Regions from separate parts of the Homo sapiens genome. Here region 1 is linked to region 2. Evidence: chromatin loops called from intact Hi-C (ENCODE). Cell type or tissue: testis. All regions are shown on one strand. Each heading gives the region's core, and the rest is flanking DNA. Links, peaks and the distances in the headings are about the cores only. Region 1 holds the start of LOC105372617 (a long non-coding RNA gene). Region 2 has its middle 250 kb from the start of LINC01370.

Region 1 (5,391 bases), core at 303-5,302, 63 kb before region 2:
GAATCAGTTTGTGGATTTGGCAATCTGCCTGCAAAATTGAAAGGTCTTTGGTGGGGATAATCCCCTGAAACTCTCTTTATGGGAGATAAATTTTATAGAGGGTAACTTCTGAGGATGCAAAATGGGTAACAGGCAAAAGATCTACAGACAGATTTATGGGTGTTGCTTGTGCCCAACTGAGGTTCTTAATCCAATTTTTGGACAAAGTGCCCTGGCTTCGCCTTTGATTGGCATCTGGAACAATGGAGCAATCACTGGCCAGACCTGTTCTGGGCAGGTCAGGGAGGCTTCTCACCCCACCTGAAGAGACAGGCTTATTCCCCAGTCTTGCAGTCTGCTTTGCTGGAGGCTGGGGTGTTGTGCCAAAAAGGAACACTTTAGTGGTGTCCCTCAGTAGTTTCTGGGCTCACAGCACAAGGAGGCAGCTTGGCTAGTGACCCGTGCAGGCAGGACTGCAATTTGCTGGCAGACCTAGGCTGATTATTCCCTGTGATGGGCAGCATGTTCCTTTTGTTAGTGTTTGGGTGGCGTAGAGTGAGGTCTTTCCTACTGGCATGAGGTCAGGTTTCTCCCATAACAATAATAGCTCAGTCATTGAATACCGAAGGTTTACAAAGAACCTGGAACTATGCTGAGAATTTTGTCTTGGGGTGTGTTCTCCATGAAATAGATCCTAAGGCCAAGAATATGGCTCAAATAGTTTATTTGGGATGTCTAACGCAGATGTGGAAGTGGGGAAATTATACAAGGAAATGAAAGGAGCAATAATGAGTGTGGTATCAAGGCAGCTATCATAGTAATAATGAAAACTAATTTCTCTGAGGGAGTTGTGGAATACTGTGCAATACACATGCTTTGGAATTATCCCACCTGAAATGTGAGGGAGTTGTACCATGGTCACTGGTTGGACCCTGCTCCTAGTGATGTAACTCCTTTGCACTTTTGGTTTTCTGTGTGTTTGCATGTGCACACATGTACACACACACACACAGACAGAGAGAGGGAGAGGCAATGGGATTTTCTGCAATTATGGCTCAAAATTTTAAAACAGACAAACAAACATACATTCAGGCATATTGATGCAGGTTATGTGAGCTGGAAATCAGCTTGAGCTTTTTAAAAATTCAAGGGGCTGAGTGGAAGATCAATTGCATCATCTTACTTAATCTTTATAGCAACCCTAGGAGGAACAGACTATTTGGTACCCACTTAATAGATAAGGAAACTGAGATTTGGAAAGGAGAAGTCACTTTGGTTGAAGTTGCACCTAAGCGGAATTGCTGAGGTTTGAATTAATAGGATGACCCATGGGTTAAGAGACCATGATTTTAACTAGTAAGCTATACTCCCTCCCTAAATACAAAGTTATAATAGTTAACAGGAACTGGCCCTCAAATTCCCCCTCTCAGACCTGAGCAGACCTGACTAGAGTACAAATCACAGGACAAAGATTATTTGATTCCAGGGGACAGAGTTTGGGTTAAGGAACCCTCCTAAATAGTATCTCAAGAGGGAGAACCAGGTAAGAGCCTACTAGGCTAGGGATAGATAAGGGAGCCTGGGATCCAGTATAAGCAACCTTCAGCTTTACAAGTAGGGGCAGGAATGGGAGACAGATAAGATTGGAGATTTGAGTCAGACATTGATAGGAATGGGGAAAAAGAAGGTAAGAAATGAACAGCAGCAATGCTTGTGAGTTTTACTGGAGGTGTGATGGTTTGTCAGCCTGGCTAGAGGAAGAGGACAAGGTGACCATCTCTCCCACCCATCCCTGAGCCATTTGTTTTGAGCTTTGGTTGAATATCAGATAATCGTCACCTCTCACCTCCATCCCAACCCTTCTCTTGCTCATCTAAAACTACTCTCAGGTTTCCTTGATCAAGGAAACGTCCCTGAAGACCTTCCAAATTTTCCTTTTAGCCCGTTAGTGCACTATATTCAGTCTGAAAATCCTCCTCCCCTCCCCTGCCTCCCTTACTATAGTCCAAGATACAGCCGTTGCCTCAAATTAAACTTAGGCACATCAAGCCCTTGAGAATAGGGTGTTTTGGACTGCAGGCCACACCCTCTAACAAGCAACCATTAATTGTCCTTAGCATGCCCTTCTCAACTCTTTCTAACTCATATCCCTGTTGGCCACCATTGCTATCCTCGCATATCTGACAGCCTAGCACACCTGGGTGGTGGCATTAGTTCTACACAGAAAGATGGAGCCTGAAGACTGCCTACAGGCCTTCTTTTTTATTTTTTCATTCATCCATTTATGCATTTGTTCATTCATTCATTCATTCATTCATTCATTCATTCATTCATTGATCTATTACCCTGTTTATCCAACCATTCAACCTACTGTGTGGCAGGTGTTGTATCATGGTCTGGACATGTGACTGTGAAGAAGAAAAGTTATTATCTAGTAGAGAATACAGATAAAAAATAAACAATCATAAAATGCATTCTAAAAAACTGTTGTGATAAATGAATAGGATTTTATAATTAGAAAAATTAAATGTGATAAGAATGAGAAACTACCAAGATAGGATGGTCAGTAAAGATCTATCTGGCCGGGCATGGTGGCTCACTCCTGTAATCCCAGCACTTTGGGAGGCCGAGACGGGTGGATCACAAGGTCAGGAGTTCAAGACCAGTCTGGCCAAGATGGTGTAACCCCATCTCTACTAAAAATACAAAAATTAGCTGGGCCTGGTGGCCTGTGCCTGTAATCCCAGCTACTCTGGAGTCTGAGAGAGATAATTGCTTGAACCCAGGAGGCAGAGGTTGCAGTGAGCCAAGATTGTGCCACTGCCTGGGTGGGAGAAAGAGTGAGAATCTGTCAAAAAAAAAAAAAAATTAGATTCATGGAGGAGATATCCTTAAGTTGAGACTTACCTAAGTGATGGCAAGGAGCTAATCATATGAAGAAAGGAGAACATTCCAGAAGGTAGAACTCCATGGATGTGGGCCTGGGATTAAGAAATAGCTGGGCAAGATCAGGAGCAGAAGTAAGTCCAGCCTAACTGGATTCTAGTGAGCAAACAGGAAGGTGGCATCACCTGAGGTTGTAAAAGTGCAAAGGAAATTGGTCATCTAGGGCTTTAGGGCCCTTGGATACTGAGAAACTTGGATTATATTGAAGGCAACATGAAAAACCACTGGAGAATTTTCAGTGTGGTGGTGACATAATGTTCATTTTAAAAAGTGTCACTCAAGATGCTATGTGAAAATTAGATTGCAGCAAGGAAAGGGTGAACAAAAGAGACCTATTTGAAGTCTTTGGCATTTGTTCTGGTGAGAGATGATGGGGAGGCTTGGTGGCCAGGGGCTTGGTGATGGAGATGGAGACACATGACAAATTTGAGATGTGTTTTGGAAGGAGAAATAGCAGGATTTTCTGAAAGACTGCCTAGGAAAATGCTCTATCCTTTGCCAAGAACTGAGAGTCAGGCTTGTTCAGTTCCCAGGCTTCAGAACAATAAGTTGAAAACATGTTGATTCCATGTGATCTGGCGAATGAACAGAAAACAACTAGAAAAACTTTCAAACTTAAATCATACACAAACTCTCCAGTAAACAAAGGACCCTTTCCCTGGAAAATGCACATGTCTACTTAAAAAAAAATTTTGGCATACAATTTCAAGTGATTCCTGGATTCCAAAACACTTTCCATGGACACCCCCTACTCCATCCACAGCAGACAAGGAGGGTCCTATATGTCTGGATCCAAGATAAAAAATCCATGAACTAGAGATGTATACTGATTCTCCTTATCCTGGAAATCTACAACTTCAAGAGTGGACAATGGCCAGCTCTCTTTCAGGCAGGTTTATACATAATCTATTTCTAGGTGATGTTCTCCAGGACAGGTATTCCATACATATCCTTCAGGGGCCCCTGCAGTGTTCTACCATAGTTAAAATGCAGTCAAGTCCTGTTTTCATTCATTCAGTCTCCTGGGAAAGGGATGGGTCAGTCAAACTGAAGCCTTGGGAATATGAACACGGGGTTATTAGGTTCTTGGTATTCTGGGTCATTCTTTTCTAACTTTGAGTTTTCGGTTTTACTAGTAGAACATTGCTTGAGCAATACATTTAAGAAAGAACCTGAAAGAGTTTAGATGCCAGAAATTATCTCTATTATTAGCTTGAATGAACACACTACAACAAAACAGTATATTCAAAAACAATCAGTAAATCTTTTATTTTTCACCAGTAGATTCATTTTTTCCTGTGCATAATTTTATTGTCTATTTCCCACATTTCTTTCAAATGGAGAAAGCAAAACCACACATTCCCATACTTGTGAGAGGTACTTACCTTATGCTTAAACCACCAGAACTTCCTACCTTTTCCAAGATTTGTGAAGACTTTATAATGACTCCATGCCTTACATATACTGTTCCCTCTTCCTAGAATGCCCTTCCCACTGTGTCTTCTTGGGAAACATACTTGTTTTTAAGGTCCATCTGTGAAGTTGCCTCTTGAAGTCTTCCTGACTGCACCGACAGAGGCACTCTTTTTTTTTCTGTACTCCAGTATCCTCTTGTCCATCCTGCTATCACACTACTAGTCATATTTTGGATTTAATTATTTGTTTCCATGTCTGTTTCTCACTCTGGTTTGTTATGGGCAAGGGTGGTAATTTATTTATCTTTTAATTGCAGAATCCAGCCAAAATTTTGCCCACAGTCTAAGCCCAGTAAATGTCTACCAAACGTATGGAGCAATTCTTATAAGAGGCTCTGTGATGTGGATGCAGAAGGTTTATGATGTCCTGGCCCTGGCATACCAGACCCTTACTAATAATTCCAGCATCATGTTGCTGTTATGAAAAGAAGTTCTGACTTGTGAAGCTGAGTCCACTCTCACTGTCTACTCCCTAGTAACTGTTCTCCCAGGCCACCTCTATATTCAAGACTGAGACTGCCCCTTGTAGACCTTTGGTCCCAAGACCTAACCTCATCTTTGTTCCTTCCTTTCCATAGCACAGAAATGAAAGGAAAGACCTTTTGTTTCAATTCTTCATCTTCATAATTAGATACATTTGCTGAGTGCTTACTTTCTATCAGGCACTGTACTAATTACATAAATTAACTCATTTTTGCAAGAGCTCTATTCATTTATTTCCTCATATATTTATGTATTTCAGAAATATTAATTGAGCATCTATTATATGTAGCCACTGTGATGGGCACTGTGATGCAACTGAACAGATGGACAAAGGCCCTTCCTTCTTAGAGCTTTAAGTCTGCATGGTAGAGGGAAAATGATCTGGTACCAATGAATTAAGAAGATAATTCCAGATGGTGACAAATATCGTAAGTAAAGCAAAGATAGTGGCATAGCAGAGATGAAAGTAAGTGGTATGCCGAGGACCTGAGGCAGGGGAAGAGGGGTC
Region 2 (5,391 bases), core at 169-5,168:
AGGTCTTGCTACAATGCTTGGGTGTATTACGTAATTTAACTCCTATAATAATTCTTCAAGAAATAATCTCAACTTTACAGAAGGTGAAATTGAGCACAGAGAGGTTAAACAAACTTTCTCAAGGATGCAAAGTTGCAGAAACAAGATTTGAATCCAAAACGTCTGGTTTGTCTCAAAGGCTGAACCATCTTGCGTAATTGACTATACATTAACCACATTTTTCCCAATAATCCAGCAACAGGAAGGAAGAAATTACTGACCCCATTTTCTAGATAAGAAGGTCAACATTCAGAAACTGAAGGAACTGGGATTCTCCAAATCTAGCACTCTTTCCACTATTCCGGAAGATAGATGGGTGTTGAGGGGAGGGGAGAGGCAACTCCCTTAAATAAATCCCATCAGTTTCTTTGTTCACAGCACTGAGGCCAGAGCAGAAACATAAATTAAGAGTCCTGGGCTTGGGGCTGGGTCTCTCTCTTGAGTCTCACCTCCCCTGCAGGGCTCTGCAGCATTTCCCAGGGCCTGACCATGGCAGGCATTGTGCCAAGCAGCTCCAAAGGTTTAGTCTACATGATGCCTCTTGGGAATCCTTCTCTGGAGAAGACATTTCAAAACAAATCCAAGCCATCTTGTTAGAGGCTACCCTGGGAGAGACAAAGGTCAAGAAATAAAGGTTCCCATGTGTCTGGGTGCCTATTTAGGGCCTCGCCTCGTCACACACACACACACACACACACACACACACACACACACACACACACTTGAGGAGTTATGACTTACAACTATTCTTATTAGAAGAAAAACAGGATTTGGAGTTGAGGAATTTGCCATTGTCTGAAAGTTATTTGAGTAGTAACTCAGATGGTTCTAACAAAATCTAGCTTGTTGACAAGCAGATGCTCAGTTTTGGCTTTCACCACAGGGAGAGTTTTCTTGGATTATTAATGAGGTTTAGCTTATTTTCTCACCTTTACTTAATGGTTCTAGTTCATATTTAGTGAATAGTCCTCCATTCATGTTCTTTGCCCTTTTATCTATAACGGTGTTATGTTTTTCTTATTGATTTATCTATGTTATTAACCAAACAAATGTAAAACTATTCCATCTGCAATATTACTTCATGAATACTTTCATGATACATAACATTCTACATTTAAAAGTTTACATATTTAGGATACATAGAAATATTTAATCTGTTCAATTACTTTTATAGCTTTCCAATTTCTTGTCACTTACCTCAAGGTTTTAACAAATTAGTAAATCTATGCTATACAACTGTTCAGTTTTGCTTTTCACATTGACATTTTAATCCATGTAAAATGTATTTTGGTATATGGTATGAGAGGACAGAAATTGTTTATTTTAACTGTTAATTCATCTTAGTAATATTTATGGCATAATTCTTCACTTCCCAATGATCTGCAGTGCTTTGTTTGATATTAAGCCTTAGTACATACAGGGAGGAATTTTCTTTGGTTTACCACCTAGTCCACCTCCTTATCAATTATTCTTTTCAAATATTCTTTTTTATGGTGTATTAATCCATTCTTACTCTGCTATGAAGAAATACCAGAGACTGGGTAATTTATAAAGGAAAGAGATTTAAATGATTCACAGTTCTGCAGGGCTGGAGAGGCCTCAGGAAACTTACAATCAAGGCAGAAGGGGAAGCAAACACATCCTTCTTCACATGGCGGCAGCAAGGAGAAGTGCAGAGCAAAGGGGCAGGGGGAAGCCCCTTATAAAACCATGAGGTCTCATGAGAACTCACTCACTATCACAAGAACAGTATGGGGGAAACCACCCCCATAATTCAATTATCTCCACCTTGTCCCATCCTTGACACGTGGGGATTATTACAATTCAAGATGAGATTTTGGGTGGAAACACAGAGCCAAACCATATCGGACTGTGACTTATTCATCCTTACATACAGACCTTAGAATATTTCTTAAGACAAAAATGCTTCTGTGTTATATTTGGAATTATATAGTGAATGAATAATGATTTCGTCCTTCCTTACCTTTATGTACACCTTTTCTGTCTTTTTTATGTATTTCTCCCTTGACCACAATTTCCACAACAATGTTAGTAATAATAGTGGACATTGTTCTTTTTTGCTGATTTTTAGCAGGTATACCTCTGGTGTTATCCATTAAATATGGTCATGGATATAACTTGGAAAAAATAAATCCTTGTATTTTGAAGATATAGCTTTCCTGGTTATAAGAAAGAATATATATTTATACGAAAAATATAACAAAATTTAAAAATGTAAAATAAACTCTTTATTTGTATCATTGTCACAACTACCCAATTTGTTGTGTGTGATAAAATCACCCTTTATCATAGTTAAAAGTATCATTCCACTTCTATACTGTAATATTTTGATTAATTGTCTTGGTGTTTTAACAAATAGCTTTTTACTTTTTACATATTAAAAATAAAAACACCAAAAATTCAAGAAGATGGCTAAAACAAATATTCAGAAGTGGAACTTAAAGATGTAAAAAATTGCCAACTTTACTAGTGATCAAAAATGTAAGAATTAACTTGTATATTTTTAAAAATCTAACAATACATATTTAAATGTGGTACTACTCCTTGCTGATGAGAATGTGATGAGATGGACATTCACGTATGCTTCTGTGGAAATATAAGTTGGCTTTATAATTATGAAGAGCAATTTAAAAATATATAGTAGGATTCTTAAATATGGTTGAAACTTGAAACCAGAAAATCTACTGTGGGTCTTTATTTTAAAGAATTTATTCAAGATATACATTATCTGTAATAAAGAAAAAAATAAAAATGTAAATACTTAAAAATAGAACAATACTTAAATAAGTATTCCCTTGTGGAATATTATGCACCCAATAAAAATCATGTGAAAGATAATTTTTAGTTATAAAACATATCTTATGATAAATTGAAAAGAAACTTAGTTAAATTGACTTAACACATGTTCTTAGTTGTTTAAAAAATATGTAAAGACATTACCCCTCCCAAGTAAATACAGGTTATAGAAGATTTTTTGAAATATCAGTAGAAGATTTTATTTTTGGTTGTTGGGATTGTTGGTGATCTTTATTTATTTGTTTTTATATTTTTTTGTATGTGCTGTTATCAACTTTTGCCTCTTAGCTTCACGTTCACCCTTCATTGCCCTGCTTGGGACAAGAGTACTTTTCCTTTGCTTGTGGACACAGGGATACACTTTGTCAGTAGAGGGCGCAGGAGAGACACTGGACTGGGACGAGGGATTCATCCTGGTTCCGGTATTCTGTCTTGCTCCCCTGGCTGGAGGCAGCTGGAGGGAGGCGGGCAGCAGGACACCCAGTGGCACACACCTCCAGGGAGTTTCAGCCACACTACCACCCGGGGCATGACGTTTTCCTACGCGGCTTCCTCCAGCACCCCAGAGGTGCACACCTCAGGGAACTCTTCCCTCATCCAGTGGGCCAAAGCAGCACAGCCACCATCCAGATGTGGATGTCAACTCTGGAAAGGGAGTGTCTTCCATATTTGTTCCTTCCTTGGGTTCTCTGCCTTAGTCCTAGAGCTGGTGGCTGCTTTCTTTTCTTCCATTCATTTGTTGTTTGGAATTCTCTTCGCTTTTTGTAGGTAATTCCATGTTATAGTTAATAATTCTTTGTATTCAACATTTCCTGTTCAAATTGCTGTGTGGTTTTTGTCTCCTGTTTGGACCCTAACTTAAAAATTTCATTTTTTTCCCCCACATTTTCCACAATTCCCATCATAATCAGAAAGCAAACTCAAGTTTATTTCTCTTTATTAAGATGATCCATAGTTAATAGATAGATAGCGGTAGCTAGCCAGCTATCTAGCTAGATTGATTTGGTAAAGGGAAAATAAGCATGAATTTATTTTCTGGTTATGATGGGAATTGTAGAAAATGTGGAAAATATATTGGGACATGTGTGTACGTGGAAAATATTATCCACATATCTGTATACAGAGATCTGTGAATGTGTGTTTCTTCCAATATAGAACTCTTTGTTGCATATGATAAAGCATTCTTTTTATGATAATAAATATAATTATTTTCATAAGCTATTCAGTACTTGTACCTAATCTTGCTATAGCATACTTATGTCTGTAATGATAAATGTTAGTTTTCTTTTGGGTGACTCAGGTTTTGCCATGAGGATTTTACTGAATTTTTGTGTGGTTTTCTATCAGTTTACATGCCCCTTGAAAGTGAATATGTTGTGGAGCTTATCATATGGAAGCCTTAAAGCGGTCACCAGTAAAATCATGTGGGTTTCAAGATATTTAGGGAAGTATTTTTTCTTAGGTTATTGGCACCACCATGCATTGAACTGATGATGCCCCACAATGGACTCAAGTTATGATCAATTGTTAAGAAAACTCAGCTCACACTCTGGCTGATACTCAGTGAAAGGTAGTATAAATCCAACCTTCTTCTTTTTTAAAAAATCAAGATAGGTTCTCCTCCTCTCTCCTGACTATGTTTGAGTTAGTTCAAATCAATAATGTCTTTAATTTTTTTAATTATAAAAAAATTTTGTGGGTACATGGTAGGTATATATATGTATGGGATACATGAGATGTTTTGTACAGGCATGCAATGTGAAATAAGCACATCATGGAGAATAGGGTATCCATCTTCTCAAGCATTTATCCTTTGAGTTACAAACAATCCAATTATATTCTTTAAGGTTTTTTTTATATAATTGTGATGGAGCCATGAAAGATGCTGAGTCATACAAAGCCTGAACGTACCCTCAAGGAGTTTGCAGTCTAACCGAAGACAAAGAAGTACATTCAACAAGAGGCAAACACGATGGTTGATGCTTTCTATCTAGTTTTTCATTTAACTTTCAGTCATGAGAAGTGTGGATTATTGTTTTCTCTTTGCAGAAAAGAAGGTGTAGTCTCAAAGGCAAAGGAACTTGCCCATGGTCATTCAACTAGCAGATGGCAAAGATGAGCTGTAAAGACATGTATATTGACTCCAAATCACTTTTTCTTTCCCCCAAATATCATGTTTCATAAACATATAATTATCAAGCAAATCACTTGTTCAGGTTACTGATTAAAGGCTTAAGAAGCCACAGGAATGCAGGGAGAGCTGGGGAGTTCATGGAGGAGGCAAGGTGGTGGTTCTCCTTTGCCTTCTCAGAGCATTAGCTCCTGGCTCCACTAATTTGACAACTCATCATGTGCTGCTTTCTGAAATGTCTTGCGTTGGTATCTTGGGCAGTCATTTCTACCTTGCAGTATTAATTAACTATTCCTATCTTGTCTTCCTTCCCCAGGAGGTTATCAGTACCCAAAGACTTGAGCACAAGTCTTTGGAATTTAAATCCAACGTCCCGTCCATCAGAGTAAATGCCATCCAAGGGC

Evidence for each region. A loop is a pair of places that touch in the nucleus more often than their neighbours do. Peaks named below come from ENCODE experiments on the same cell type or tissue, not always from the same donor. Only the 100,000 strongest peaks of a DNase experiment are listed, where the experiment ranks them.
Region 1: it touches region 2 in a loop (5-fold over the local background); 1 of 110 quality-filtered maps calls a loop at or near these places.

What each region holds. Positions count from the first base shown.
Region 1 is chr20:40,312,549-40,317,939 of GRCh38, reverse strand. LOC105372617 (a long non-coding RNA gene) reads left to right here and starts at 5,143. Exons shown (of 4, transcript XR_001754593.2): 1 at 5,143-5,311. In testis, for the core only: no CTCF peak of the experiment used is centred there; no DNase peak of the experiment used is centred there; H3K27ac peaks cover 809 bases.
Region 2 is chr20:40,249,363-40,254,753 of GRCh38, reverse strand. No RefSeq gene overlaps it. Among named protein-coding and RNA genes, the nearest start is that of LINC01370, 250 kb to the right of the region's middle. In testis, for the core only: a CTCF peak has its summit at 3,229 (motif pointing right); a DNase peak (open chromatin) is centred at 3,243.